2 separate regions of the Homo sapiens genome follow, and region 1 is linked to region 2. The links are chromatin loops, found by intact Hi-C in ENCODE. Cell type or tissue: B cell. All regions are shown on one strand. Links, peaks and the distances in the headings refer to the core of each region. The heading gives the core; the rest is flanking DNA.

Region 1 (16,140 bases), core at 4,756-12,755, 58 kb after region 2:
AGACCAGCCTAAAAACCAAAATAGAGTCCCTTATCTAAGGTTCTGCTTCTCCAAACCTTGAGTTTGTTATCTGGTCTTCCATGAAATCAGGAGAGAGAGGCAACAGCCTAATTTCCCAACAGGCCAGTTTCAGTCTTCAACTGGCAATCATGCAGTTCCCTCTGTTTTAATTCTTACAACAGAGTAACCCGATGTTAACCAATCAGTTATCTTTCCATCTTTCTATCTCCCTATGCCCACAATGAAAGTAACTTTGAAATGTCCAATCTACTTTTTGTTCTTTGTTTCTGCTTTCTTCAGCCCTTTCTCTGTCTAGAAAGCCTGCTGCCTCTGGTCAACTCATTGGAACACTTACTCTGTTTTATGGAATGAAGTGTTGCCTAATTCTAAAATTGCAATAAAGCCTATTGAGATCTTTAAACTAAATTTGTTGTAATTTTGTCTTTTGACAGGGTCTTATGGGGCACTCGGGTGACCAACCATCCCAGTTTGCCTGGGATTGTCCTGGTTTTAACACTGAAAGTGCTGTATCCCAAGAAACCTCTCAGTCCCAGGCAAAGCAGGGTGGGTTGTCTGATGGACACTCCCATCTTCTTCAGCCACGCTCTCTTCTCCTAATACCATTCCCACTCTCACTTCTTTTGATGTTTTTTTTTAACTATGCAAGGCACCCTCTCCTCTAAGCTTCTCTGTCTCCTGGTAAACTCTGGCACTTTTAGTCTCTCTTAAGCAATTCTCTTTACTCCCCTGAGTTCAGTTTTGTGCCTGACTTCACTGTCATCTTCAGGTTTTCCACCATGCTGACTTCTAAAATACCCCCCATGAACATGATTTCTCTTTTTCAAACCAAAAAAAAATCTCAAAGTTGAAAGGATCCTTAGAGTTCACACACTCCAGAGTTCCCTGGGGACTTTCTGTAGTCTCACCTGGGACAATTACATCAGAATTTCTAGCATGGGGCCCAGGCACTGTTCACTTTTAACACCTCTACCCCCAGCCGGGTGATTCTAATGTACAGCCAAAGTTCTCCCTTGTGAACCTCTAACTTAGTCCAACTCCTTCCAAGTGGTAATCCTGTTTAAAAGATGGGTATTTACCCTCTGCAGTAAAATTCTCCACTGATGGGACAGAAGTGCATATCCAGGTAGTCTAAGCCATTGCCAGACATGTCTAACTGTTAGCAATCTATCTTGACCTAAGTTCTGTTTCATTCTAACTTCCACTCTCTGATCCCAGCTCGAAGCTACAAAGCAAATTAGAATTTGTTTACTTCATTAAAAATTTGTTTTTCAAGTCCTCATGGGTTGCCAGTATATAAACCCCATCCTCAAGTCCCCTATTCTCCAGGCTAAATAGCTCCAGTTCCATTTACCATTCTTTACATATCACGATTTTCAGATTTTATGTCACCCTAATTACCCTCCACTAGATGCCCTTCAGTTTGTAATGTCCTTCTCAAAATACATTGCTCTGAACTGAATATAGCAGATACAGTGAAGTTATTATAGCCCTTCACCTGGAAACTAAACATTAACACTGTTTAAATATGACTCATCATTTTAGATACTCATACTGAGGGCTACGGGTCTAGTAAAACCTACAGATCTTCCCATGAACTACCTCCAAGTCAGGAATCTCACCTTGTGTGTATCAATTAAATGTCAACCTATGGTTTCAGCTCATTTTTCCAGCCTGATGATACTTGATCCTTTTATGTAATACATTGCAGTCTCACTAAAAGCTACGTATTGTTAGCAAATCTGCTAAGCATGCTTTCTAAATTTTTGGCCATATCATTGATAAATCGTGCCACATAAGACAACAACAAGGACAGAATCTTGTAGTATATTTCCCTACCACCTTTCTTCAAGGTAGATTTCAAACTATTTATCAACATGATTTGGCCATGGTTTATGTTAGTACCAATCCTTTTAGTTCATTCTTATCCAATCTCTATTTCTCCAACTCATCTTTGGGCATATCATGAAAGACTCTGCTATACATTTTTTTCATACTGAAGTACTTACAAGTAAAATGATATAATATTTGAGATTTGCTTAAAATATTCCAAAAACAGCAAAAAGGTATGGTTGGGAGGAAAGTGATAGATGAAACAAAAAAAACTCAGAATATTGATAGTTTGTAATGATGGGTAATAAGTATACAGTGGTTTATTATATTACTCTCTTCATCTTGTATTTGTTTGAAATTTTCTACAACTAAAAAACATTTTAAACTCTTGATGAAATAAACTTCAGTTAGCCCTTGAACAACATGGAAGTTGGGGGTACTGACCTCCACGGAGTTGAAAATCTGCATGTAACTTTTGACTCCCCAAAAACTTAACTAATAGTCTGTTGACCAATAACACACATAGTCAATTTACACATATTTTCTATTTTACATGTATTATATGGTGTATTCTTACAATAAAGTAAGCTACATAAAAGAAAATGTTATTAAGAAAATCAAAAAGAAGTGAAAATACATTTATAACCCTGTACTGTATTTATCGATATGGTAAGTTTGCAAGATCCCCATCTATGAGATGAATCATCTATCTGAAGTGGTGGGCAACCACCGCTGCAGACATCAACCTACAGTTCATATGAAGCAATTCAACTTTTTCTTGTAATGTCATGAGTCATGACTTTTCTCTGCTTCTTGAGAGCACTTCCAATATCACTCGTGGTACTTTGAATGGGTCCCATGTTGTTATTCAAAGTTTACAGTGTTGTACTAAACACAATGAAAAATACTCAAAATACTTGAGAACCATTAGAGATCACTTTTTACTGCAATATGCAATTTATGGCATTCTAGGCAGATACATGCAACACCTGAGCTCACTGTAATAGCAAGAGGAGGTGGCTACAAAATTATTACAGTAGTATAGTATGTAATGCAGTTAATTTTATGCAGTTATGACTTAATACTGCATCTTTATATTTGTTTAAATTTCTATCAACTGTAAGTGGTGTCATGCATGGTCTGTAATTGTGTAAGCTTTGATAAATGTTAACTTTTTATAATAGATTTGTGTATATTTCATGGTAGTAATGATAGATTAATATCTACATATATTTTATGCATTCATGACATACCTTTTACCTAATTTTTTTCAGTATTTCTAGGCTATATGGTTCATCTTTGAGTTTTTCCAATTGTTGCAAAGTGGACCCATATAATTCAAACCTGTGTTGTGCAAGGGTCAAATGTACACTGTTTCTATGAATTTGAGAGACTGCCAAAATTTTTTAACCCTAGAGCCCTTCTAAATATTTTACAAATAAGAGTAATTTGATATAAGTTGATTCAATAAATGCATGCCAGTTTCAAGTGACTGGAGCTTTCTTTTTTAGGTGTTAACAAATCTTCCATATTTAAGACTTTGCCACGTATCAACTCATACTGAGTTTCCTGGATCCATTCTCTTTCATCTTTTACTATTTAGATTACCAATTCCAATAATTTAAAGAGCATATCTCTCTAAAATTCTTTAAACTCATTTAGAAAAGTCAAGGGCTCTCAATAAATTCTCATCCATTTCAATTACTTCTTAATTGTGTATGTTTTACTTTGTACTGATTGAACTCCATTTTTCTAGATGGAAGCAAAATAGAAGTTCAGAGGTTCCAATTCCTTTGCATCATCCATGATCACTATGCATTCCTCTTCCTGTTCATGTTCTTCCACTGAACTGTAACCAAAATAACTTTTGTTATCTTTAGCATTTTTTCCTCCATGCCTCATCGCCAACAGATATTTAGTCCAAGTGATGCTACTTTTAAAAGAATTCTCCTAGCTTCTAACCATTCTTCTCAATTACTTGCATCCATTTCTCTATTGTACAAATCCTCGGGGGAAAACTGTTTATTTTATAAAAGCCATAGTTACCATAGAGATTTTTAGAAAATAGAGAAAATAATATATAAGAAAATTAAACTCACCCATACTTTCTCGCCTCCTCGTAAAGTTCCTCAGATCAAATAAGTGTTTTAACTGCTTTTCGCTTTTCTCATCCATTATGATTATTTATTATTGTATAATCAGGTTTCTCATTTAGTTATTTCTTTTTTAGACTCGCTTTTTTCTTTTTTTTCTTTTTTTTTGGACAGAGTCTCACTTTGTCGCCCAGGCTGCAGTGCAGTGGTGCAATCTCAGCTCACTGCAACCTCCACCTCCCATGTTCAAGTGATTCTCCTGCCTCAGCCTCCAACGTATCTGGGATTACAGGCACCCACCACCACGCCCAGCTAATGTTTGTATTTTTAGTAGAGATGGGGTTTCACCATGTTGGCCAGGCTGGTCTCGAACTCCTGACCTCAAATGATTCCCCAACTCAGCCTCCCAAAGTGCTGGGATTACAGGCGTGAGCCACTATGCCTGGCCTAGACTCATCTTTTAAAGCCATATTCTTTTTAGTAAATTTGATCATGAGAATTCGTCTACCATTTTTTCTGGTTTTGTTTTAAAATTTTATTTATGCATGTATTTATTTTTAAATCTGCCTTCTTAAAAAATTGAGGCCATGTGTCTGGTTGCCTTACAGTTCCCTCTTTTAGGACTATTAATGCCTAGATGAACTAGTCAGTCATTTCTCCTACCTTCTCAATCATATCTTTCTTTTGAATTAAAATTAAACCAAGGAAGACAGGCACTAATATCTTCCTCTAACTTGCAAAGGTATCTCCAAGGAAAAATCAAGAATTCTTCACATGTTCTACTTTTCGAAAAGTAGATATCCAATAAATATATAGGTAAAGTTACAGTGTTTCAGAATTTTCATAACTGAAAGGAATTTGGGGGTGGGGGTTGATGGAGGAAAGTGTTGCCATATCCACTGCAGCCTTCTTTATGACAAGCACTGTAGTAGGCACTTCACATACTTTTTTTTGTTAATACTCTCAAAGATTACATATGGTAAGAACTGTACTGTTTTAGTCCCATTTTGCAAATAAGAAAAATGCAAATAATATAGGTTAAGCAACTTCCCCAAGATGGAAGAATATCTTTAAACAATAATAATTTACATATCCAGTGTGCAAACTCCCCTCGAGATACTGCATCAACAGTCTACATTGCTTCTGTCCCAGCTCTGTCATTTGTAATAGAAATACTTCATCCAGAGCCTGCACTTAACTGGGGTGGTTTATCTTATATTCATACAACAATGTCTTTCTCATTTTCTCTCCTTTGTATTCTCTCACCCAAAGCCCTCTACAGAGCTGCCAGTCTCATACTTCTATATTTTCATACAGCCAAATACTATCTTTAACATCCCCTCTCCTTCCTAAAACACCTATATCTTTAAATAAAAAATAGACTTTGTTGCTCTGTACCAATTAGTAGGCCCATCCTTCCAAGCCCTCTTGTAATATGTGGAGCTTCATGTTTACACAGAGTAAAAGAAGCATGTCTATTTTAACAGATTAAACTTTGGTTTGAAAATGATCAAAATAAAGCTTGGAATACTACGCTGATCAAATTTCCCTAAAAGTTGTATCAATAAATCATATTCCCCCTTTTTTCTCCCTCAACTCTTTTCCTGGAAATTAATATATCTTATTATGCTTTATTGGAAGATGCAAAGACCATGGCCCAGCACCTTTCTATGCATCATTCTAATGTTGGTAGCTCATTACCTAAATTGAAAACAAAACCAAAGAGCAAAACAAAACCTCGAGGTTACTAGCTCTGGGATCTTGAGTAAGTCACCTTTTCTACCTTGTTTCCTCAGCTGTAAAATGAGGATTAATGGTAATACCTACTTGACAGAGTTAAGAGGATTAAAGTAAATTGAATAATGTATAAGAAACTGCCATATGAACCATAAATTCAATGATTATAATGATGATTGTGATGGTTTGCAAGGCCACAACTCCATTTGTAATCAACATACAAAATCAAATATCTAAATGTGCAACACTCAAGTAACCAGAGGCTTTTTATATTTATAAATGGTGTTGAAAATTTTAAGTTTCCCAGATTTCCAGGTTTCATCTTTTTCCCATGGCAGAAAAGTCTAGGTTGGATAAGGTGGTTTCTGTCATTTTAAGATATGCTGAAACTTTTTCTCACTAGATTTGGTGCTTTCTCTGCTGACAGTGGGCACAGGGAGCCAGAATCTAGGACTGCACTTGGCTTGGTGGGAACCAGTCCTGAGCTGCCTTCCTCCTTGGGGAACAACATTAGTCTCAGATTCTAACACCAGGGTTCGCTTTCTCAGGCAAAGGACGGTAGTGCAATACGGAAGCTAGGGATATGCATTCCTTCTCCCTCCCCTACTGAACCTGCGTCTCCTTCAACCTTGTCTTTCAGGCTCCTTTTCAGGGCAATATGGAAGTCTCTGTGCTCAAAGTACCCTCCATCCTCCATTGCTTATTGCTCCACTAATTTCCAATTTGGTGGAGTTAAAAAGAAATACCTCTGGTGGCCTTAAAGTCAAAGGAAGCTGTGTGGTCCTTCTCACCAAAACCTGGCTGTGGCAAAGCTGAACAGAATGAACAGAAGTTTTGAGTCATTATGGGAAGGGGAGGGGCAAACCATCCCTAGGGAGTTTGGAACAAAGTGCTTTAAGCAGCACCCAAGCACTGGGTAGCAGGGTGGGAGGACATAAGGGGTCAGGAGGTAGAAGTGAGGCTCAGATATGAGGCCCTCAGATAAACACCTCTCTTTCACCTGCATCCAGTTTTACCAAGTGCCCACTCTTGTCTCCTTCCTGCCTCCTTAGATAACAAGAGCAGCACCACTGGATGCTAGGCCAAGAAAAACGCTTGCCATCCTCACAATCATCCTCTTCCCCATTTGTTATGTTCTTACTGGGTAGCAGGCACTGTGCTAAGCACTTTATACTCATTGTTCATCAAATTATCACAACACCATAGATATCATTAGCCTATTTTGCACTTGAGAAAACTGGGGTCCAAAAGTTTGATAACATATTCGTGGTCACACAAATGGTAAGCACAGAGCTGGAATTTGAGGACAAGCCTGTCTGACTCCAGGGATTCTAAGCTCTTAATTATTAGGAGACATTGACACTCATTTAACTCTTCTCTTTTCTTTTATTTCCCCCACCTATCCACCTCCCAACTTCCTTCAGCCAAATGAGGCCAGTTTACATAGCCACCTTCTGAGAAAAGTTACCACAGATGGTTTCTGCTTCATAAGTTGCTGGGTTGGTTTTGTGGCCAACCTTGTGTCCTGAGACCTTATGATCTTGGCCACAACAGATTGTTCCAACAACTGCTGCTTAAGCCAAAGTCAACTATAGGCTGGACTTGCATTATCTCATTTAATCCTCATAACAAAGCTTTAAATTAAGTACTAATACCAACTGCATTTTACAAGCGGGAAAACTGACATTCAGATAAGTTAACTTACCTGCCTAAGGTGGGACAGCTAGTAAGAAGCAGAACTATGATTGGAAGGTAGGTTTATCTGAATGCTTGAACACTGTTCTACCTCCCATTTTTTCAGAGATCAATAGAGTTGGCCTGGAACAAGAGATGCCCTTGAATGCAAGTTGTAACAACTGAGAGAAATTGCCCAGACACTGCAACGGGAGTTGCCAACAAAGTAACAGAGTCAGAGAAGAGCTGAGTCTTGGGAATGAAAAAGTGATGAGGGGATGACTTCCACAGTGGGTATCCGGTCATTTGGGCTGCTGCTCTGCCCTCATCAAAGTGATTTCCACTCTGTGAGTCTCTGATATGCAGCTATAGAACCTGTTGCCTGTTTCCTAATTTATCCATGTGGGCCTGTCACCCTCATCACCTCAGGTAACAAAGTCCAGTCCTTATTACTTTGTGCCTCACACATACACTCCCTTAGGCCTAAACTCCCTGCAACGCCACTCCTGCCAAACCCCCATGATTGTCCTGGCCTGATGGAGTGAAGTAATGAGAGACTTGAAGCTTTGTAGACCTGAATGCTCATATCTTGCCACTACCCCAGCCTCCAGCTTTACTTCCTCCTCCAATGGGTAGCTCTCTCTCCTCCTTCCTCATTGTCTGCCAGCCTGAGGGAAAAGAGTACTGAGGCCGATAGGTGTTTTCCAAAAGGCTCTGGGTGCACTGGATGTACACCAGATGTTTCCTGCGACAACAGCAAGACAAAGGCAGTGGGCATGCAGAAAGCCATATAGCAATTGGTCTCTGGAACTGCTACTTCCTGGGTCCACAAGGTCTTGGGGTGACTAGGAAACACAGCCTGAGTTTTTCTCCCCAGGCCTTCACACTCTACAGTTAGCCCCATTCTCTACACAAGACAATGGAGCTCATAGGAGTCCCCATGTCTCTGAGCTTGGCTAGGGCAAACAGTTAGAGAGTGGCTGCTGGTGAGAGACAGTGCTGAAAATGCTGGCAGCAAGCCATATAAGACATTTTTAGTGGCCCCATAATGTCTATATACTCTAAGGAACTTGTATTTGTGAGCAGCTGGTGCTACATCATTAGATGTCATATGTGACAGGCTGTTCCAAGAAAGATCCAGGATACAAGAAGCTGGATTTCCTGACTTCAGTGTCCCTGGGTTTTTAATGCCTACCCTATCTTATGGGTAATTTGGCAAATGGTCAAATTGCTACACTGATCTTTTCTACAATCAAAAAAAAAAAAAAAAGAACAAGCAAAGCACCTGATTATACAAAGCATCTTACTACATTCCTCCTGCAGGAAGGCAGGATATAGTAATCGAAAGAGACAAAAGAAAAAAAATGACTAGGAACCTATATTTTTGCATAGATTTTCTACCCGCTTTCACCCCCACCTCTTCCCAGGCCACCTGCTATTCTAGTTCTTGGTCACCAATTTTGCCTCATCTTAAAATTTGTTCCTCTTTCCCATAATCAGTAGTAACTAGAAGCTGAGTTCCCCAGGCAACCATAAATACTTGTTATTCTTTTTGCCACGTGACTTGCCCTAAAAATAAATTCAAATATTTTTCCTACCATCAAAATGCCAGGAAGAATTGGATACTGTCTTGAAGAAGTGGACACTGTTTTTTTTTTTTTTATGCCTACCTGTGAAATAGAGCAGGCCTAATGCTACTTAGCCAAAATTTTTAGGAATCCTAAGAAAGTCCTAACACAGAAGGTAATATAAAAACCTGGGTGTTATCCTATCTTGAAAATGGGACAAGCAAAGAAGGGGTTGGGAAAAGAGAATTAGAACAAGCTGATACACACATGCTCACACAACCCAGACCAGTATAATTTGTTTTTCTTTTTAGAAAGAGAGTAGCAAAGAAAAGAGTGCGTGTTTGCTCTGAAGTTTAGTCAAGATTTTGCCACTTTCTTTGAAATGCCCCCTTGATGTGCCAGCCAAGGACCCTTAGAGACCTCCATTTGAAGCTGAAAGTACTTGAAGCCAATTAATGAAAAAGATTTGCTTTCCAGTCTCATGTGACTCTGGGGTGGATGACCTTTTGGAAATCATGGACAAAGTCTCCATTTAGAGCTCCTACAGAGTGATGACCCCACTATACAAATCACTGTGAATTAGGGAGCTTCCAAATTAAACAAGATTCAGCAAATAGAACAGCGACAATGGTAACAATGCTACTCATAAAACTACATTTAGATGCTCTCAAAAACAGTTTACAAAATTCATTTTTGTCCACTCTCTTTTTTGATCCTCAAAGAAACTCCCTAGGAGACAACGGATACATACACTACACACACACACACAAACACACACACACACCGCTTCCATTTTATAGGTGTGCAAAAGCTGAAGCTAAAGAGCAAAGCAACTTGCCCAACCTGTATGTTGCTGAGTGTAAAATTCAACCAAGCCTTCTACTTCTAGCTCAGTATCTTTTTAACCCAGACATTCTCCTCCCATGCCTCCATCCCATTATCCCCAAGAATCCTGAAACCAGTAGTTATCCAGATGACCAGGAGCTGAAAACGCAGCCTTAGAACTTTTAGAGAATCAATTCAAAAATAGATAAAAGAATAGAAAAACTGTTGGGGTTGGGGGAACAACAGGAAGAGCTGAGATGAACTAATGCAGGATGAAATCAATAAGGCAAGGGGGAAAATTCTCTCTTCCTTTTTCCTTCACATCTTCCCTGTTCATCACCACCTAGCCTAGGCGCCAGGACTTCCTCAAATTGCCCTAACTCTTTTGCCCAATACTGGGTTGTTTTTACCAGGTTCACGTGATAGGCTCTGAAAATATTTTAGCTAAACCTTCTGATTAGCCAGGAGCATGTTTCCAATTTTTTCTTGGAACTACTAGCCCCAGTCATATTCATTTTTACTACCTCCTTTGACACATGTTCCTTATATGACATAGTCTCTGCATCCTTCCTCATTCTGGACATACCTACCCAGTTTGACAATGTCTCACTTCAGATGTGATACAAAAAAGGAAATATACTACCCATAAAGTGATTTTCAGTTCTTCACTCAATAAATCAACCAAAAAGTAAATAAATATATACTGAATCACAGGAAACATTTTAGAATGATAGAATGCTCTATATCTTAATAGGGCAATTTAAAAATTGTTGTTGTAGGGGTAAACAAGGTGGTGAAAGTCAAGCACTTAACACAGAGCCTGGCACATTAGTCCTTTATAGATCACTGCAAACCAATGCCTTCATGGCACTCTATCTGCATGCAGTATTATCTTCAGCTCAGAGCAGTGTATTTTGGAAGTGGCATTAACAAACTGGAGGCAGAAATTCTAAAGAAGAGAAAGGAGTTTCTACTCACAGAACTCTCATCAATAATTTGTCCCTTTCTGTTCACCCTTATCCAGCTCTGCCCTGCCTTGGTGAAGGCATAACAGGCTTGTTTCCTGAGGCTCTGTCTCACCTAATTCCTGGAATATATTATGGACATTTTTGCTTTAGTGGGAGAGCACCTGAAAACCCACCATCAATCCCATGCCTGGGGTCAAGTGTCCTGGAAGGAATTTAACATCACCTATGGGAGAATCTGGGCAAACCTCCTTGGCTAAATCCATTTCAGAGTATATAACACAGTCGTGAACTTTGGTCTGGCTACCAAGGTCCTGGCCCTCTTTTCGTTTCCACCCTTAAGACTACAACCTGACATAAACTGTTGACCAAATTAGTAGGAGACTGGCTCCCTATGCTGATTTTATTTTTATTTTTTTATTTTTAATTTTTATGGGTACACAGTAGGTATCTATATTTATGGGGTACTTGAGATATTTTGTTACAGGCATGCAATGCGTAATAATCACATCAGGATAAATGAGGTATCCATCACCTCAAGCATTTATCTTTTGTGTTACAATCCAATTATACTCTTTTAGTTATTTTTAAATGTTCAATTAAATTATTATTGTCTATAGTCACCCTATTGCAAACCAAGGCAATAGGTTTGATAGCACCCTGTTGCGCTATCAAATACTAGGTCTTATTCATTCTTTCTAACTATTTTTTGTACTCACTACCCATCCCTTTTTCCATTCTACCCAGCCCCCACTACCCTTCCCAGCCTCTAGTAACCATCCTTCTACTCTCTCTCAGTTCAATTATTTTAATTTTTAGCTCCCACAAATCAGTGAGAACAAGTGAAGTTTGTCTTTCTGTGCCTGACTTATTTCACTTAACATAATGACTTCCAGTTCTATCCATGTTATTGCAAATAACAGGATTTTATTATGTTTATGGCTGAATAGCAGTCCATTGTGTATATGTACCACATTTTATCCATTCATCTGTCGATGGACACTTAGGTTGCTTCCAAATCTTAGCTATTGTGAATAATGCTGCAACGAACATGGGAGGGCAGATATCTCTTCTATATACAGATTTTCTTTCTTTTGGGTGTATACCTAGCCATGGAATTGCTGGATCATATGCATGCACTGGTTTTAGTCCACTCCTGTCACATAAGGTCTGAATTCAGTTTCCCCTGTCTCCATGGTGCTAAGACAGACTTCCCTGACCAAGGACTTGGACACAGACCAAGAATGTACTTCCCTGATGCCCCTACAGCTGGACCCCACACCTAGGATCAAAGCCCTTGAATACAGTCATGACCTGGATCAAACATGAGTTTGTTCCTCTCTTGGACACAATGATCTGAATTGCCTGGGGCAACTTCCTTTTAGTCTTCCATTTGCAAAGAACTTCAGGCACATTTCATGTCCATAGATATTCTATTTACAATGACAGGGAGAAGGGAAAAAAATTACAAAAAGCAGACACATAGACTCATAAAGCAAAACAGTTTATAAAAGATTTAGTGTAGTGGCAAATAGTTCTAAAAACTTTAATAGACCTTGAGGTCATTGCTGTTTTATAACTTCATTGATTCATTCATGTACTCATTCAATACGCATGTGTGCAGTGATTTGAATCATAGTTGCCTACAATATGCTTGGCACTGTCTATACAAATATACATAAGATTCATATTTATAGGGCCACATATTTATTCTTACTTAAAGGGCCACAAAAATTAATGTTTGACGGACACTTAGGTTGCTTCCAAATCTTAGCTATTGTGAATAGTGCTACAATGAACATGGGAGGACAGATGTTCAATATCATCACCTCAACCTATCAAATAAAAGTTTTTATGTTTGGTATGTTCTGTTAAAGATGAGAAGTATGCAATACACCTCAGCAGATTATATAATTCCTTCCAACAACATCAGCTATAATTGGCATAAAATACAATATGTGAGCTTCATTTCTGTGGGTAACAGCAGTATTAGTCTTGAGTCTGGTATGTTTAGGTCTGCAATACACCTCTGGCCCTCCTAGTTGTATCGAACTAGCCACACCTCCTCACATCTAAATTGAGAATAACAGCAGTTCTCACCTCATAATGCTGTTATAAAAGCCAAATGAAATAATATATACCAAGTGCTTAACATGGTGCCTGAAAAGCCCCCATTTACATTGTATTTTACTTCTCAAATATGCACGATAGTGTTTGTTTGTGCAATTTAAATTAAGATATTTCCATTTTTCAAATCACCTTAGCACCTCCACTTGGGCTTAATAGCTAAGGTTAAGTGAAAATGGCCTTGAAAAAAAGACCCTAGGAGGTAAAAGCAGTAACCAGTAAGGACAACACACACACACAACCCTAACTAAAAAGGAGTAAGTAGAAGTAGGCAGCTCAGAGTCCTAGAAATTATAATTTGTGAGAAACATCAAAAGTATTACTTTCTAGGAAAAGAAGTTGCAGCACATGAAATTCCTCAAATTGAAACTAAGCCAACTCCAGCATACATTAATAAAATGACAGTATCCCATTTGAGGTTAAGTCTTTCAGAGCATATCTGGACCCTATGTTAAGTTATAGACACACCCTTAAAGTGAGACTTTGAGAGAACATGGTCCAAAGCGTTCCAAAAATGTTAGCCAAGCAGAATTTCACAAAGGTGCAGAATAAAGTAGGCAGAACCAGGCCTCTTCAGGCTGGGGAATGGCAGATGTGGAGGAATCATGACAGTATCATTTCAAATATTTGAGGGACTATCTCCTATGGAAGGAGATGTAGAAATGGGAGAGGATCTCTATGGTCTACAGGGCAGAACTAGTTCTAATGACAGTGGAAAGGTAAAGGGAAGGAGAAAGACTTTAATTCAACTTGGAAAAAATTCTAACAAAGTTGTCTAATATAATGAGACAAGTGTTGGGGTTAGGGAGGTGGTGAGGAGAGATTTTAAGGATTCAACAGAGAATCCAGCTAGATTAAGAAGCTGGACTGTGGATTTGGCTGGTCTGTGACCAGTACTTTTGGTCTATGACCAACAATTTTTTCAGCTGCCCATGGTAAGAGAAATAAAACAATGATACACTCTCTAAGACTCATTAACTATAAAACAAGGATAATAATATTAACCTGATAGAACTGAGTGAAGATTAAGTAAGATAATATGTGAAAAGGTCTTCAACATGAAAGACATAAATGAAAAGTTAAAAACACAGTTAAAAAAACAGAGGAAACAAAGAAGAAAACATTAATTACTATCATCAGAGAGAGGAGAAAATATTGCATCCATGATACCAAAAAAGTGTACAATTTTATTTAAATAAACTATCAGAAAATAAAAACAAGATTTTAGAAATTTAAACAGTAATAACCAAAATAAGAAATTTTAACAAAAAGGTTAAAAGATAAGGTTGAGGACATATCCTAAAAAGTAGAGCAAAATGTCAAATTTTATCCATTGCATTCTAGCCAACAGTTAGGGAATATTAGTTTCCCCACATTTTCAACAACACTGGATATTAAGAAAAAAATCTTTTAGGTATGTGAAAAATAGTACCTCACTGTTTTAGTTTACTTTGTTTGCCTACCAGTGAAGTTGGATATTTTCTCATATCTTTTAGCCATTGACACTTCCTCAACTACAAACCACCTGTTGAGCTCTAACAAGAGTCAAGTCAACTGCCTGGGTCTTGTCAGTTTTCTTTTCCCTGTCTGTCATTAGAAACATCTTGGTTCCAAGATGGCTGAATGGGAACAGCTCCAGTCTGCAGCTCCCAGCATGACTGACAAAGAAGACAGGTGATTTTTGCATTTCCAACTGAGGTACCTGGTTCATCTCATTGGGACTGGTTGGACAGTGGGTGCAGCCCATGGAGGACGAGCTGAAGCAGGGCGGGACATCACCTCACCTGGAAAGCGCAAGGGATCAGGGGATTTCCCTTTCCTAGCCAAGGGAAGCCATGACAGATGGTACCTGGAAAAACAGGACACTCCTGCCCTAATACTGTGCTTTTCCAACAGTTTCAGCAAATGGCACACCAGGAGATTATATCCCACACATGGTTCAGCGGATCCCATGCCCACAAAGCCTTGCTCACTTCTAGTGCAGCAGTCTGAGATCAACCTGCGAGGCAGGCGGAGGGGCATCCGCCATTGCCGAGGTTTGAGTAGGTAAACAAAGTGTCCTGGAAGATCGAACTGGGCAGAGCCCACCGCAGCTCAGCAAGGCCTACTGCCTCTGTAGTCTCCACCTCTGGGGGCAGGGCATAGCTGAACAAAAGGCAGCAGACAACTTCTGCAGATGTAAACGTCCCTGTCTAACAGCTCTGAAGAGAGCAGTGGTTCTCCCAGCATGGTGTTTGAGCTCAGAGAACAGACAGACTGCCTACTCAAGTGGGTCTCTGACCCCCATGTAGCCTAACTGGGAGACACCTCCCAGTAGGGGCCAGCTGACTCTTCATACAGGCGGGCACCCCTCTAGGACGAAGCTTCCAGAGGAAGGATCAGGCAGCAATATTTGCTGTTCTGCAATATTTGCTGTTCTGCAGCCTCTGCTGGTGATACCCAGAAAAACAGGGTCTGGAGTGGACCTCCAGCAAACTCCAACAGACCTGCAGTTAAGGGACCTGACTGTTAGAAGGAAAACTAACAAACAGAAAGGAATAGCATCAACATCAACAAAAAGGACATCCACACTAAAACCCCATCTGTAGGTCACCAACATCAAAGACCAAAGGTAGATTAAAACCACAAAGATGGGGAGAAACCAGAGCAGAAAAGCAGAAAATTCTAAAAACCAGAGGGCCTCTTTTCCTCCAAAGGATCACAGCTCCTCGCCAGCAAAGAAACAAAGCTGGATGGAGAATGACTTTGACGAGCTGACAGAAGTAGGCTTCAGAAGGTTGGTAATGACAAATTCCTCCAAGCTAAAGGAGGATGTTCGAACCCATCGCAAGGAAGCTAAAAACCTTGAAAAACGATTAGATAAATGGCTAACTAGAATAAACAGTGTAGAGAACACCTTAAATGACCAAGCTGAAAACCATGGCATGAGAACTATGTGACCCATGCACAAGCTTCATTAGCCAATTCGATCAAATGGAAGAAAGGGTATCAGTGATGGAAGATCAAATGAATGAAATGAAGTGAGAAGAGAAATTTAGAGAAAAAAGAGTAAAAAGAAATGAACAAAGCCTCCAAGAAATATGGGACTATGTGAAAAGACCAAATCTACATTTGATTGGTGTACCTAAAAGTGATGGGGAGAATAGGACCAAGTTGGAAAACACTCTTCAGGATGTTATCCACGAGAACTTCCTCAACCTAGCAAGGCAGGCCAATATTCAAATTCCGGAAACACAGAGAACACCATAAAGATACTCCTTGAGAAGAGCAACCCCAAGACACATAATTGTCAGATTCACC
Region 2 (16,140 bases), core at 3,460-11,459:
AGGAGCTGAACCTCCCTTCTTACATGCTGATCTGTTTTCTGAAAAGGGAGAAAGCATGAAGGCAGGCAAAAGCCTTGTTTCTTTGAATATCTTGAATGAATAAATGAGATAATATACATATAGTGCATAGTCAATAATTGGCATTTGACAGATGGTAGCTAATTTTTCAATATGCTACTAAACTATGATTATAATAATGCTCAGCCTCTGGGACCAAAATAAGAAATTTGAAGACTGAGTCAATTAAGAGCCATCTCTTCTGCCTCTGCTCAAATATTTTATCTTATTCTGGAGTTATTAAGAAAATAAGGAATTTGGAGCTAGGATTCAAATAATCCCCCAACTCTTCAAAACATAATGACAATGATGTTATCTTCAATGTTTCTTTGGGATTTCCTGAGTTTCTACTTCCTAAATGTCTTTATAGAGGAAAACCCTCAGCTGTGTCATCTAACTGCTGCTCCTCCTCCTTCTAACATTTGAGAAGCCACCTATGGCAAACTCTAACAGGCACATACCCCATAGCTAGCCCCCTTCTTCCTCGCTTATGAAGTCCTGATTTTACCCAAGTAGAGGAAAGCAATATCCTCAAAAACGACTCCTCAGGTGATAAACAATAATTAGTCTAAACTAACTATATTAATCCATTTCTCTTTATCACAGATTGGTTTAGAGTATATATTTCACCAAGTTCTGGCCAGCAGGATCTGAAAAGATGTCAGTTGGCACTTCTGCAAAATGTGTGTGCAAGAGATGTGTGCAAGGAAAACCTTAAACATCTTTCCTGCTTTGGCTTTGCATGTGAAAGAAAATATGATGCTTGGATGTCTGATTCCAAAATGGCGGCATGGAAGCAAGCTGGCTTCATGCCCCCCAACCACAGACAACCAGAAACAAATGTACAGCACTGAGATTATCACCAGCAATATCCCAGAAATCAAATATGAAGATGAGACAGTTCCTGGGGCCACAAAGAAGTGAAAAAACTCCAAGCAGACGGGAAGATAATCAAACTTCCACATCCATGTCACCTCTCCCCCGATTCTGCCTGACACCAAGCTTGTGGAAAATTTCCCCCAAACTCACAATTTGTACACTGGAAAAAGTGAGATCAAGGTGGACAATCAGCTTCCCCATCATCCTGGGTTCCCTAGCAGGAAACCTGTCTTTGTCTTAACCCACAGTAAGCATCGTGACATCCTGAAGGGAGATATCCCTGGGGACAGGCAGAGACAAGGAAGAGGCAGATTTAGCATCCCCAGCCCTGGGAAGTCTGCTCTGTCACTTGGCCAAAGGAGATGCCAAATCAGAGTGGCTGTTCTATGGCTGTAGGAGGTCTGTCCCACAAGGTCCCCTGGGCACAACCCCCTAGTCAGTTTTCCCACACTGCTGGGGCTAACCTCTTTGGGACCTCCCCCATTCCGGAAAGGCAGTACTCTTATTGTTGACTAGAAAGGAGATGAACCTGGGCTTAAGGTGCTGCCTAGAGCCAAAAAGGAGGCAGTGACCTAGTGATATGGTGCTTGGAGCAGTAACATACCTTAGCACAAAAAGATCACAACGATAGTGGAAAAAACTGATCCCAAGTTCTGACATAGTTGAGCTGAAGAACCAACCCCTAATCATCTACCTCAAGACATTATGTAAGAGAAAAATGCATCCTATTATTTAAATCTTTTGTAGGCACATATTCTATAACTTGTAAACAAGACATCCTATACCTCATCATTTCACAAACTTACCCCAAAATCCCCCTGGAGTGGTGGCAAGAAAATCCCATTGAAGGCACACTGGGAGTAAGGGCAGTAACTGGTGTTGAAGAGCTCCAGGATGCTTTGATGGCATTGTTGATAGTTTCCAATACCCTGGATTTCAAACTGCTGGAATGGAAGAGTCATCTCAAATCTCTTGGTGCAGGGGGTCTTGTAAAGGTCACTTACGTTCACTACCTTCTTATATCCAGGATGAAAGCATGGGTCCCTGAGAATTTCATTACTTGCAACCTGAATGGAAAAATCACTTGAAAGCATCATGTGTGAACGCTTTGGATACAAAAGGTACAGTCTGACTTAATCAATATGTAGGCACTGTACAACATCCCACCACTTGGTATTGGAATCAATATGTCCTGCCCTGCCTTTTTACCCTTAGGAATAAATATGAAAAATGGATTTGTGTAACAGGCACCAGAAGTGGTATCAGATATAAATGTATTTGGCTAGTCAAAGAATGCTGATGTAGTTAAAACTGGGCCCAGAAATGCCATTAGTTTGAAATGTCCCTGAGTGCTTAGTCCTAATCATCTAGGTCAGGAGCAAATTCACAAGGAAACTCTCAAGGTTGTCAAAAATTTGGGCCTGGGAGTAGTTCTCCAGGAGCCTACATAATTTAAAAATTATTAAAAAAATTTTTTTTCTTCTTCAAGCATTCTCCTATCCAAGAAAAATAATTTTTTTTTTTGAGATGGAGTCTTGCTCTGTCGCCCAGGCTGGAGTAAAATGGCGCAATCTCAGCTCACTGCAACCTCAGCCTCCCAGGTTCAAGCGATTCTCCTGCCTCAGACTCCTTAGTAGCTGGAATTACAGGTGTGTGCCACCACACCCGGCTAATTTTTTGTATTTTTAGTAGAGACGGGGTGTCGCCATGTTGGTCAGGCTGGTCTCGAACTCCGGACCTCAAGTGATCCACCCGCCTCGGCCTCCCAAAGTGCTGGGATTACAGGTGTGAGCCACCACGCCTGGCCCAAAAAAAAGTAATTTCTAACCCACAACCTACTAGGGAAGAAAGGAGGCTGCTGTGGATAAGAAGGTTAGTGGAGCTTTGAGGCTCAGTGGATGTCTCTCAGCGCCCCCTACTCCCAGGACCATCTTATTGGTAGTGGTTTTGAAAACCAGAGAGAATGCTTTGGAGGAGAGCAGAGAACTTGTTATCCTTTCAGTGGAGACAGGGAACAGCTGGATATGACATCCTGGCTTTGTGTTTGCTTGTCAGGGTGTGCCTGGTACTCACATGATGTTGAGTATGTTTAACTTTTGTTTTCTTTTTCTTTTTCTTTTCTTTTTTTTCTTTTTGAGATGGAGTCTCGCTCTGTGGCCCAGGCTGGAGTGTAGTGGCACAATCTCGGCTCACTGCAACCTCCACCTCCCAGTTCAAGTGATTCTCCTTTCTCAGCCTCCCAAGTAGCTGGGATTACAGGTATGTGCCACCATGCCCAGCTAATTTTTTTTCTTTTTTTGTATTTTTAGTAGAGATGGGGTTTCACCATGTTGGCCAGGCTGGTCTCCAACTCCTGACCTCAAGTGATCCACCCACCTCAGCCTCCCAAAGTGTGTTTAACTTTTCTTGTCTTCAAAATGCAGAAGGCATCTGGGGACAAGATGACAAGATTTGAAGTGTCAATTGATACATTTTGTGTTTCTCCTGAAGTGTTTTTTTTTTTTTCCTTCTCCTCTCCAGGTCATTTCTAACAACTCTGTTTTTTTGTAGTTTGTAGGAAAGGGAGCTTTAAAAAGTGGTCTAAAAGAGCTTATAAATTGCAATTCCCCCTCCAACAAACAATATTCTACCACATAATTTTCATTATCAACCCCACGAGGGGGAGAAATTATTTCCTGAGAGAAGATCTCAGTTGTGTCTGTGGAGATAACGCAGTAAACAAACATGGGAGGGGATGTCTGACTGAAACAATTTATAGGGGTCAACCAGATGTAGTTCAATATCCTGCCTAAAAAGGTTTGGAAAGTACAATAACCAAGTTCAGACAAACTACTGAATTTGAAACAGAAAACAACAGGATGTGGGGGCTGGAGGTGCAGATGTGAAGGGGGCAGGTCTGGATTGAGTTATACTTGCCTGAATGTCCTTGGCCAGTTTCTGCCAGAGTGCCTGATCCTTCCCATAGCACAAGAAGCTATGTGTGTAGACATTGTAGTCCTTGCCATAGAGGCGAAATTGCAGAGCATTATCTGGGGACTCGATAGTCTGGTTTTGGGGTACAAAAGTGACTTGTGTAGAGGCTCCCCCAAGGTCCAAAGCTCCAAAGGTTTCCTGATTATTGGTTTCATATGGGACTATGCTGAACCACCTTGTTTTCTGAAAGACAGTACAGTTACCAGTGCTAGAAGTCTCTGGACACCCTGCTTTTCATAGTATCTATTGGAGTCAGGGATTTCCTAAGGCAAAGAAACAGGGGCATAAAGGTGAGGCAAAGCTCACTAGAGGCTCCTGATCTACAACAGATTATCAGCAAGAAAAGAGGGGCTTCAAAGACATAGCTCAGACTGCCGGACATAGAAGCAGTGTAACTGGTGTTTAAAAACAAGAGGTCTGAGGCCAGACACATTCAAGTTCAAATTCTCACTCAGTCGCTTGTTAGCTGTACAGCCATGGGCAGACTAATTACCCTCTCTAGGCATCGATATGGGGCTCTAAAATGGGGATGATGTAGTACCTCATAGTGTTGTTCTAAGGATAAAATCAGAGAAAACATGAAAAGTGCTGAGCACAGCGGGAGACACATAGCAGAAGGCAAATGTTAGCTATTCTAATTTTTAATGATAAATTTTTAATTTCCTTTATGCCTCCCTAAGGTAAAGACATGTCCTTATTCTCCCAATAGTAGAAGGTCTTGTAAGAGAATTATACCTCTGGTGACCCTTACAAATGTGAGAGTAAATTCATTCATCCAGTCATCCATCCATCCATCCATCTATCATTCATTCATTCATTCTGGCTAGCGACCCAAGTACTGCCTGAGATAGCAATGGCATTGGCCTCCAGAGAGCCACCTCCATGGATGCTGTGAGATATTCACCTGACTGAATTTGCCCAGCAGATAGTTGATAGTAATCCAGCCATAGGCACCTTCCTCTTGGCCAGTAATGATCCTGGCACCCTGGAAGTCAAAGGGGTAGTTGCTGAGGCTCCTCTCCACCACATCCAGAACCCTGTCTGCCAACTCTTCACTTTCCATCCTGTACAAAGGAAGAGCTGAGGTTATCATTTTTGTTTTAATAATTATATTACATTACCCATTTCAGCTACAGCATCCACACAGTGCTACTAAGAAGTGAACCATAATGCCCTGGAATAAATGAAGAGATGGGGATCTTCGCACATAGCTGTCCAAGAAACCCCTTTTTTGGATGAGGCAGAATTAATATTTTGTTCATCTCTCTCCAAATCCACATCCTTCCAATCCTTTCATAGGTTGGTTTTCCTTAAAATACCACTTTTGTTCTGAAGTTCCCTGGCTCAAAAAGTTATCAAAGGCTCTTAAAATTACTGTGGTGGTGATAGCTGGGTATGGTTTGATGACCATACCTGAAGCTGATGTGTGCTATATTAACCACTGTGGGTGGCTCCTAGCTGGTTACATGGCCAGACTCTGCTCCAGGTTTTTAATTAGGGTTCTAGTAGAAACCAGGTGGCAAATGACCTGGAATAGATATCCAATCTCCTCTGCTGCCAGACTGGGAAAAATCTTCCTCATATTACAGCTCAGTTCTTGGGTCTGTTTGAGACCTTGAGACCTAAAGAAGGAATCTTCCAGGGTTGTCTTAATGAAGATGGGATGCAATTGCTTCCAAGATCTAGGCTACCCAACACTGGGAGTCTCTGAGCGAGAGGATGCTACCTTCCAGCTGGCATTAGGCCCCTGTCATCTCTCATCTAAATGGCGTCCACACCTACTAACTGCCTTCCTTTTATCCCCAGCTTTTCTCCCCTCCAATCCATCTTCTCTACCAGTGTCACCAGTTGTGTAGCATCCTTTAATGGCTTCCTACTATCTCTAAGATAAACTCCAAACTTCCTAGCATGGCCCCATAGGGCACTTTGTGACCTGGACCCTTCCTTTTCAGAATCCCACTCAGAATCCTGGCTCCACCACTTCCCAGGTGTGTGACCTTGGGTGAGTTACTTAACATTTGTAAGCCACAGCTTCCTTATCTTGTTAATAATTGTTAATTTCATAGAGTTGTTATGACAGTGCAATTAAGTGCTTAGCGTAGTGCTAAGAACATAGGACGGGCTCAATAAATACGAGCTGCTACTATTATTATCATTATTATTTTACACTACTTACCTATCTTCTATCTATGCAGAACTACTTACAGTCCTCTGAATATGCCTCTCACACTTCCCTACCTTTGCACATCCGGTAGAACACAAGCTCCATGAAGTCAGAGACTTTGTCCTGTTCACTGTTGTATCCTCAGTACTTAGAACAGTGCCTGACATATAATAGGTGCTGAATAAACATCAGTTACTGAATGCATGCTGTCTGTTCTGCTGATAAAGCTGTTCCCCGATCCTCCAACTCATTTTTCATGATTCAGTTCAGGCATCCCTTCCTCTAAGTCTTCCTGACCTCCTCTCACCCTGGGCAGGGCCAAATGTGCTCCCATAGCAGCTCTGAGCACTCCTCTATTAAAACACTGATCACCCTGCATTGAAACTGATTTCCTTGAGGGTTGAGTTTTCATATTCTGGATAGAGCAGGCACTATATGCTGAATGAATGAACAAGTGAACAAATAATTCACACAGGTATCAAGTGATATAAAGATGTGCTAGTTGTGAATATTTATGACCTGGGATGTCTATGAGTCTCCTCTTATCCTCTTCCTCCCAGATATTGAATAGTTAAATCTGTAGCCCCAAACCCCAGAGTATACGGGCCCAGTCTTTCTCTCCCTGTGCCCCTTCCCCTTTGAATCCCCCATAGGGAGATGCACAAGGGGGCTTTTTTTTTTAACATACATAAAATCCTACCCCTATATATACTAAGAGTTTGAACATTTTATTCACTTACTAAAATATCCTTTCTTAAGTATGGACTTGGGTGTGTAGAACTTGGGGTATTAGGGAGTGTGGCCCTTTCCCATAACTTCAGAGGCTCTTTCACTGCCAAGCCTAACTCCCAGATACTCTTGGTCCCTACATGCTGCTATACCTGAGCAACCGCATGCCTGCCGTGGCTCCCAGGTAAACGGGTGTCTCTTGGTGCTGGGACCTTGGAATCACTTCCCTAGCTCTTTCCATGCAATCAGTCAGGTAAATGCCTATTTCATTTACTTTCTGAACAAATTTTGAGATTCCAGGACCTAGGAAAAAATGTAGAAGATAACAATCTTTTAAAAAAAAATTATAAAACATACCTTGACAATAGTAGATCAAAATATGGTGTTTTGAAAAAAATACAAGAAAACAATTTCCTGATGTACTATACATTAGGTTATTGTACTTAGAGGGTAATTCACTGGACCTAGCCTTGAGAGGATTTAATTTCCAGACTTTAAGTTGGGTCTGTTCAGTGTTCAATAATTCTGCCACTGGATGGCGCAATTTCATATTCAATTGCATAACATTCTCAGACTTTAATGGGGATATTATAGATAGCTACTCTGTTAGCTGCTTTTTGATATTTCCTCCAGAACACTGTAATTAATGACACTAGTTCCTAAAAGACCTAAAGATAACACTTGGAATAAAAATTAAGCGTCAGACAAATTGGCTTTTACTAAAAAGATGGAAGCTGCCACTAACTAGTTATCTGATCCTGGCCAGCACCTTAAAGTTTCTGAGGTGGAGTTGCTTCCTGTTACAAGAAAGAGGAACAGAATCTATGTCTCTTCAGTGACTTTTCCACTCCGATATCCTGCCTCCCTAGCAAAACTGTTTTTCCAGTTTTAGAGCAAAACCGACTGTTGCTATGGAGGATTAGAGCCAAGATTCCTTAAGCTTTTTGAAGTTATAACAACACTTTCATCTCACATTAAGATAAATATCTACACTATCAGTGCTTCATAGCAGAGTAATTGCTTTAAGGATAATTATTCAAATAAGTTATCCAGATCATTCACAGGTTTTCAAACAGCCTAATAACCATGAGAAAATCAGCTCTAAGTTACCAGCTAATTGTTTTGATTCAGAAAATTTGGTGTTAAATATTTGATTAACTAGAGAACTCTCTCTTTTGAGAGGGAAGAATCCTTCATTGTTAGGCCAAACGCTCATGGGATAAGTCTCAGAAGAAGGACATCTGCTAGATTTTTTTTTTTGAGACGGAGTCTTGCTCTGTCGCCCAGGCTGGAGTGTAGTGGCGCGATCTCGGCTAACTGCAACCTCCGCCTCCCGGGTTCAAGTGATTCTCCTGCCTCAGCCACCCTAGTAGCTGGGACTACAGGCACGCACCACCATGCCTAGCTAATTTTTTTGTATTTTTAGTAGATACAGGGTTTCACCGTGTTAGCCAGGATGGTCTCCATCTCCTGACCTTGTGATCCGCCCACCTCAGCCTCCCAAAGTGCTGGGATTACAGGCATGAGCCACCGTGCTTGGCCATTAAAATAACTTTTAAAAATGGAAGGCAGTGTGTCAAATAAAAGCCAATAAAATGAGGGATTTGGGCTTTAAGAAAGGCCAGAAGTACTGTCTCAGATGGGGCCAAAGTGTCAGTATTGATGGGGCTACTGGGTAGAATGACTTGCTCTCTTGGAAATATCTCCTCTCTACTACTTTCTTGACGACCTGTGAAAATTAGTGGATTCCACAGGCTGTCAAACTGAAAATCAATTATCTTCTAGGATCTAGGCTATCAGTCTGACTAAAAATAAACAGTGGGTTCCCAGCTCAAAAGGCTAAGAGAGATAAAAGTCAGAGAGACTGTGGTATAATGGTGCATGGTAGGGTACTGGGTAAAGGGATTGAAAGCTGAATGTCAACCACTCTAACATATTATGACCTTAAAAGAAAAAAATTATTGATATATAATGCAGCAGCTCAGAGTAGCAGGAAACCTAGAGTGTAATTAGGAGACCTAGATTCTTGTCTCTATTCTGTTGCTACTTTCAAGGCACTAATCCTCCAGGTTTTTGTTTCCTTCTCTGTGAAACAAAATTTAAACGATCTGTAAGTTCCTTTTCCCAGCCCTAAGAGCCTATAATTTGGTCTTTCCTGCCTACACAGAAGCTGAAAGCTTTGAAAAATGTCTTCCAAGCTGTAGATCAGGGTACAAAGATTAAGAGAGCAATAAATCTCTGAACCAGACAGATTAGCATCACCTAGGAACTTCTTAGAAATACAGATTATCAGGCTTCATTCCAGATCTGCTGACTCAGAAACTCTAGGGGATGGGACCCATCATCTGTGTTTTTAACAAGCTCATGCAAGTTTGAGAAGCACTGGCTAAGATGCAGACTTGAAGTCGGGCAGAACTTGGTTTGAACCGCAGCTCCATCACTTACTAGCTTGAGTAACAAACAAGTGGTATAACCTCTCTCAACCTCAGTGCCCTCATTTTTAAAAAATTAGTATAATAATGCATACCTCAAAGGGAGATTATGAGGGTATACTGAAGTAACACATGTTCAGTACTAAGTACATAGCATGCAGAAGTGTTCTGTTGATGGGAGCTACTATTAATTATATTTATGTGTGTTTATTCTTAGGTTTTGATCATTAACGACTGATTTCAATATGTTTTCTGTAACGATAACATAACAACAGCAGCTGCACTGTTTTCTTCACTTGGCTTCCTATGCGTGGGACTCCTTTTTCTCTTGTGTTCTACTGGTCATACACCTCTCATGTTCTCATGCCCCACTGTTGGCCTCCCCTTCCCTTGGTCTTCATCTTACCTTTAACCCTGCATTCTTCTACTTGATGCACCACGCCTGTGTCATTCTCCTTTTCTGCTGGCCACTTATAGATGTATAAACTTGTGTGAGAAGAACCCGCATCCAGCACAATCCCATACTGAAAGCAACACAGACCAAAAACTTATCAGTATCACATCACTCATCTCCATATTAGGCTTGCAAAAGAAAGGACTGGAATTTTCAAAAACATGAGGAGAAAGTATTTGAGAGGAACATTGAGGGGATGGCACTGGAGTCACTCCGATCACAAGATCTACCAGGACAACAACCCTGCTAGAACGGGGCTCTTCATGCTGTTTGCATGTTAGAAATATTCAGACCTTATGCAGAACAGGGCCCAAGAAGCAGTATTGTTTAGAAGCTTCTTAGGTGATTCTAATGTGCAGCCAAGATTCAGAACCACATGCTGAAGTAGCTGAGACACTATGGAAGGAATAGAAAGCCATTAATCTATAGTCCCCAAACTTGTCTACACATTGGAATCATACGGGAATCACCTGGAAAGCTTCAATGGCTACTGATGCTTGTGTCCTAGACCCAGGTATTGTGATCTAATTGATGTGGTATTGTGTCCTGGGCTTTGGAATTTTTATAAGGTCCCACATGATTCTAATGTGCAGATAAGTTTGGGAACCACTGAGTTACTCCATTGAATGCCAGTAAGACGTAATAAATATGTTCATCTAATTTTAGTTCAATAAATGCAGAGTTTGTTTTAAGGAGAGGTGTAAAAACACTAAATACACTCACTTTTAAATTATGAATATAACTGTAAAATTGTATTTAATATATTTTACAATATATGTACTTAAACTTCATGTTTTTAGCTTTACGAGTAGGGGGAGATGAAAAGAAGAAAAAAAGGAGGAAAGAAAGTCAGCAGAGGAGAAGAAGGACAGATGACAGCAGGAGAAAGAACTAGAAACAGAAACTATACACAGAAACATAGAAGCAAGGGCTGGGCAATAATTTTCAAATTGGTGCCCCCTTTTAAGGACATTAAATGAGGGGTAGCTACAGTAAAGTGTGCAAATACTAGGCATACACCTCAATAAATTTTTGCATATGTGCACATCCATATAACCACCACCCAGATCAAGATACAGAACACATTCTAGCCCTCATAAGGCTTCCCAGTGCCCCTCTCAGTCAGTTACCACTGTCTTAACTTCTACCACCATGTATGAGTTCTGCCTGTTTTTGAACTGCAATGTATGAACTCACATAGTATGCCTCCTTTATGTCTAACTTCTTTCACTTTACACTATGTAAGATGAACTCAAACTGTGTGTATCAGTAGTTCATCTTTTTCCATCACTGCAAAGTATTTCATTATATGGATATACTATATTTTTATCCATTCAACTGTTGATGGACATTCGGGTTATTTCCAGTTTGGGGCTACTGGAAATATAGCTGCCAGAAACATTCATATGCATTTCATTTTGTTGAAATAAGCTCTCATTTCTTTGGGGGTATCTATCCAGGAGTAAACTGCTCAATGCCCATTTTGATCAACTGATAGTCATCTTTGGTTATATCTCTGGGCTTACTCAGGATTAAAAAATTCCATGATTGATTAATGACATCTGATATGAACTTGGGAGAAGAGCATGATGGCACATGTGCTTTTAAATCTTCCTTAGAGAAGAAACATAGAGGGAAGTAAATGGGGAAGCGAAAGGAAGAGAAGAAGGAGACGCTTGTCACGTGGCTGCTTATTTAAGCTGCAGACCTCAAAGTATGGTCTGCCACTTTAAAAATGCTTAATTTAGCTGTGTGTGTGGGTGTGTGTGGGTGTGTGGTGTGTGTGTGTGTGTGTGTGTGTGTGAATCTCCCTACATATATAAGCTAGGTTGCATGAACAGAAGCAGTGGTCTGGAAAGAGGAACAGTAGAAATGACCTTGTTTGGTTCATGGAGACACCAATGTAGGGGCCCCAGTGAAGACCTGAAAATGTAGGTGGCAATGGGTATATATATCATCTGCTATGAATCTAAGAGACTCCAGGGAGAAAAGAAGACAAGAAATAGGATTTAAGAGACCTCCCTGGACCACTAGGAAAAGCTAAAAGTAGAGCCTATTGAGTGTCAAACTCTACTCCATTTCACTAGACCAGGGAGTACCACCGTGCAGACCTTGCAAGGACCCTTGACCTGCCATAACCTCCACAGTGTTCTCTTCCTAGTTACACACAGTGGGGATTCCCTCCAGTAATTAGCATTATGCCTTTAGAAAGAAAAGGGCCTGTATGCTGGCTTTGGGCACAGCAAGGAAGCAAGCTGGACAGACTCCTCTGCAGCTAGGCTTGCAGTGAAAGGAATCCAAGAAATGGCTTAGGTGGTGGCCATTGTGGGCAGAGAGGAACACTGACTAAGGTCTGGGGCCACTGGACCCTTGAGAAACCTCCCAGAGTGGAGAAAGAGGCTCAGGAATTACACATGGCAGAAAATTCTGTTGTTTCCTAACAGAGCCCCTGATTTCTTCCTGCCAGAAAATGTTCCAACCACAGCAGCATACGACAGAAACTGGTGAGGTAGAAGCAGCAAGCAGCATTTATCTGGGATCAGATTTTATTCTAACATTGTTGATACGAAAGTCATTCTTCCCATAGAGCCAAAGAACCAGGCTTGCTTCTGTCAGCTTGTTTTCTCTAAGGCCTTACTTACACAGTGAGGTAGTTGAGAAACAAAAACTTTTACTACGTTTCATTTGACAAGTGTTTGAGAAGGGGGTAAAGCATATTTTAACACAAATTGAAGACATTTCATCTTGTGTACACAGTACACTAGCATGCTAACCTGTGCAACTGTGCCAAACATTTTGTCTTCTAAAATGGCTTGCAGAATAAAAAACTGGCATTGTTTGCTGCTTGAGAGACAGATAAAGCTTGACTGAAAGTTCAATTTGAGCATTTGGGGAGCTTGCCTTTCTTTGTTACAACATCCATCAGAGCCCAGGTAGCCACAACGTTTTGTTCTCTTTCCACCACACCAGCATTTTCCAATGCATGTTCCAGAGAGTACGAGGCCTACAGGGGCTTCAGTAAATAAAGCTTCCCAGAAGTCTGGAGAATGTTCATGTTCTCTCTGCCTCCTGGGCTCAAAAGTCCATTAGCTAGTGAATGCCTCAAAGTCTGGCAGTGGAGAAACCCAACATTTCTCTGTAGCTTATATTTAAATATTTCCAAAAGTCCCTATGAGTATATCCTTTAAAGAAAGCAGTAAGATTTAGGTGGTAAGGAAGAGATCTGACACTCCCTCGGGATCATTTCAATATTATTTTCTATTTTAAGAGTACTAAAAGTTTCTTAAATATCACTTATAAAATGAAGTAAAAAAAGATGTTTAAGATTCTACTAATTAGATATCACTTTTATTTTTATTTATTTCCTTCCAAGTCTTTTTTGAATGCGTCGTATTGCCCAAAGAAATCAAAGAATTAGAAAAAAATCTACTCTAAAATTCATACAGACCAAAAAAGAGCCCAAATAGCCAAGGCAATCCTAAGCAAAAAGGATAAAGCCAGAGGCATCACATAACCTAACTTTAAACCACAAAGCTATGATAACTAAAACAGCATGGTACTGGTACAGAAATAGATACATAGATCAATGGAACAGAATAGAGACCCTGAAATAAAGCCATACACTTACAGCCAACTGATCTTTGACAAAGCTGACAAAAATAAACAATGGGAAAAGGACTTCCTATTTAATAAATGGTGGTTGGAAAACTGGCTAACCATATGTAGAAGTATGAAACTACACCCCTACCTCTCACAATATACAAAAATTAACTCAAGGTAGAATAAACACATAACTGTAAGACCCTCAAACTATAAAAGTCATAAAAGAAACCTAGGAAATACCCTTCCAGACATTGGCCTCAGGAAAGAATTTATGACTAAGTCCTCAAAAGCAAATGCAGTTAAAACAAAAAGTGACAATTGGGACCTAATTAAACTAAAGAGCTTCTGCACAGCAAAAAAAACCAGTGACAGAGTAAACACACAAAAAGTGGGTCAAAGACATAAATAGACACTTCTCAAGAGAAGACATACAAGTGGCCAATACACTTTTGAAAAAATGCTCATCATCACTGGTCATCAGAGAGATGAATGTTAAAACCACAATGAGATACCATCTTATACCAGTCAGAATGGCTATTAAGAAGTCAGAAAATAACAGATGCTGGCAAGATTGTGCATACAAGAGAATGCTTACACACTGTTGGTGGGAATGCAAATTTATTCAGCCCTGTGAAAAGAAGGTTAGAGATTTCTCAAAGAACTAAAAATAGAATTGCCATTTGACCCAGCAATCCCATTACTAGGTATATACCCAAAGGAAAACAAATTATTCCACCAAAAAGACACCTGCACTTGTATATTTATCACAGCACTATTCATAATAGCAAAGACATAGAATCAACCCAGGTGTCCATCAATGATGAATTGTATAAAGAAAATGTGGTACATATGCACCATGGAATACTATGCAGCCATAAAAAAGAATGAAATCATGTCCTTTGCAGCAACATGAATGCAGCTGGAGGCCACTACCCTAAGCGAATTAACACAGGAACAGAAAACCAAATACTGCATATTCTTATAAGTGGAAGCTAAACGTTGGGTACACATGAACACAAAGACGGGAACAATAAACACTAGGGATTCCAAAAGAGGGGAGGTGGGGAGGAGGTCAAAGGTTGAAAAACTACCTGTCAGGTTCTATGTTCACTACTTGGGTGACAGGATCATTAGAAGCCCAAACCTCAGCATCATGCAATATACCCATGAAACAAATATGCACATGTGCCCCATGAGTCTAAAAATAAATTAAATTTTTAAATTTTTTTTTTTTTGAGACGGAGTCTCGCTCTGTCACCCAGGCTGGAGTGCAGTGATCACATGAAGATCATAACCGATCTTCATGAGCTAGGTTGCATGGATAGAAGTGCTGGTCCAGAAAGAGGAACAGTAGAAGTGACCTTGCTTGGTTCATGGAAACACCAATGCAGGGGCCTTGGTGAAGACCTGGAAATGTAGGCGCAACAGACCCTAAGCTCACTGAGACTGGAGGCCGTATAGATATGGGGCAGATATCTCCTTAGGATGGAAACAATTCTACCTACACAAATGTCATAGTACCAGGCTTCTGGGTAAGTCTATTTAGAAGCAGAAAGAAAGAGAAACTAGAGCATCAGACAGCCTGCTTCCTGGCTCCACAGAAGTAGAATATTTCACCCTCTTCTCATTCAGAAAACACCTCTGGTGGAACTGGCCTGCTTGCAGTTGCCCATAGGTCTCATGGTTTCTGCTCCAGGGCCTTTACCGAGAAAGCCCTTCACTTGACATCTCAGCCTTCTCTGACCTCCTGAGTTTAGATCCTACCCTCCTGATCAGAATGCCTGTATTTTCCCTCTAAAGACGGTACTGGCCACATGGTGTAATTACATATTTATGCAGCTATTTGATTAATATCTATCTTTATTATTAGATTGTAAGCTACATGAGGGCAGGTCTACTTTGTTTACCACAGTATATACAGCATCCACGATGGTATATCCTACTATACATTAGGCACAGAGAAAGAATTCAACAGATCATTATTGAATCAAATGGATAAATGAGGGGGTTGGAACTGGATGGTTCCTAAATTCCTTCCAGCCCTAAAAGAGGTTAATATTCATTGTCTAATATAAAGTAGTACCACTGGAGTTGTCCTACACCATCCCCAAAAAGCTCATAAGACAGATGCTGTGGTTTGACTGTTTTCCCCTCCAAAACTCATGTGTTGAAAACTTCATCACCAATGCATCAGCATCAGGAGGTGAGCCCTAGTGGGAGGTATTTAGGTATTCAAGTACTCTGCCCTCTTAAATGGATTAATGCCACAATTAAATGGGGTTTGGGGAGTGAGTTTGCTATCTCCTACTCTTTTGCCATTGTGAGGAACAGCATTCCTCCCTCCAGAGGATGCAGAGTTCAAGGCATCATCTTGGAAGCAGAGACCAGGCCCTTACCAGACACCAAGCCTGCCAGCACCTTGATCTTGGGCTTCTTGGCCTCCAGAACTGTGAGAAAAGTAATTTCTGTTCTTTATATTATAAATTACCAAGTTTGTCACATTCTGTTACAGCCACACAAAACAGACTAAGACATCTGGTAACACAGGCAAGTATGATCATTAACTTTTCATGGTCCCTTCAGACACAGTGTGTCTTCAAAAACTTTCTTAAAAGTTCCTGTAGCTTTAATGGTAACTTCAGCAGCCTCATCAGTCTGTCTCAGTGAGCTTGGGTTTATAAACAAAGCTTATAATTTTGAGTAAGACTCTAGTACTCTATAAACAAACCAGATTAGCTACAGAGATGCTAGTAGGGCCTATAAACATTTAGAGACCATTTTCTTCCTTTCCTTTTTCTTTAATTAGAGTTACTAGATCTTTAATACAAACCACAGTTCTGTTATTGTCT

Evidence for each region. Peaks named below come from ENCODE experiments on the same cell type or tissue, not always from the same donor. Only the 100,000 strongest peaks of a DNase experiment are listed, where the experiment ranks them.
Region 1: a loop joins it to region 2, with 4 times the contacts of the local background. A loop is called at or near these places in 8 of 110 quality-filtered maps.

What each region holds. Positions count from the first base shown.
Region 1 is chr10:95,776,588-95,792,727 of GRCh38, reverse strand. The region is part of intron 1 of ENTPD1 (ectonucleoside triphosphate diphosphohydrolase 1); the gene reads right to left. It overlaps ENTPD1-AS1 (ENTPD1 antisense RNA 1), which reads left to right. Exons shown (of 6, transcript NR_038444.1): 5 at 7,483-7,702. Among named protein-coding and RNA genes, the nearest start is that of ENTPD1, 28 kb to the right of the region's middle. RefSeq lists an enhancer at 748-1,047 and a silencer at 7,189-7,268. In B cell, for the core only: no CTCF peak of the experiment used is centred there; DNase peaks (open chromatin) are centred at 7,189, 8,257, 8,807, 10,227 and 2 weaker places; H3K4me3 peaks cover 1,665 bases; H3K27ac peaks cover 6,522 bases.
Region 2 is chr10:95,833,309-95,849,448 of GRCh38, reverse strand. It overlaps ENTPD1 (ectonucleoside triphosphate diphosphohydrolase 1), which reads right to left. Exons shown (of 10, transcript NM_001776.6): 3 at 9,641-9,758; 4 at 6,955-7,105; 5 at 4,814-4,973; 6 at 3,853-4,092; 7 at 1,743-2,003. It overlaps ENTPD1-AS1 (ENTPD1 antisense RNA 1), which reads left to right. Exons shown (of 6, transcript NR_038444.1): 4 at 1,964-2,057. Among named protein-coding and RNA genes, the nearest start is that of CC2D2B, 67 kb to the left of the region's middle. RefSeq lists enhancers at 7,401-7,540, 14,948-15,037. In B cell, for the core only: CTCF peaks have their summits at 7,151 and 7,353 (motif pointing right); DNase peaks (open chromatin) are centred at 7,468, 10,808 and 11,438; H3K4me3 peaks cover 1,117 bases; H3K27ac peaks cover 5,316 bases.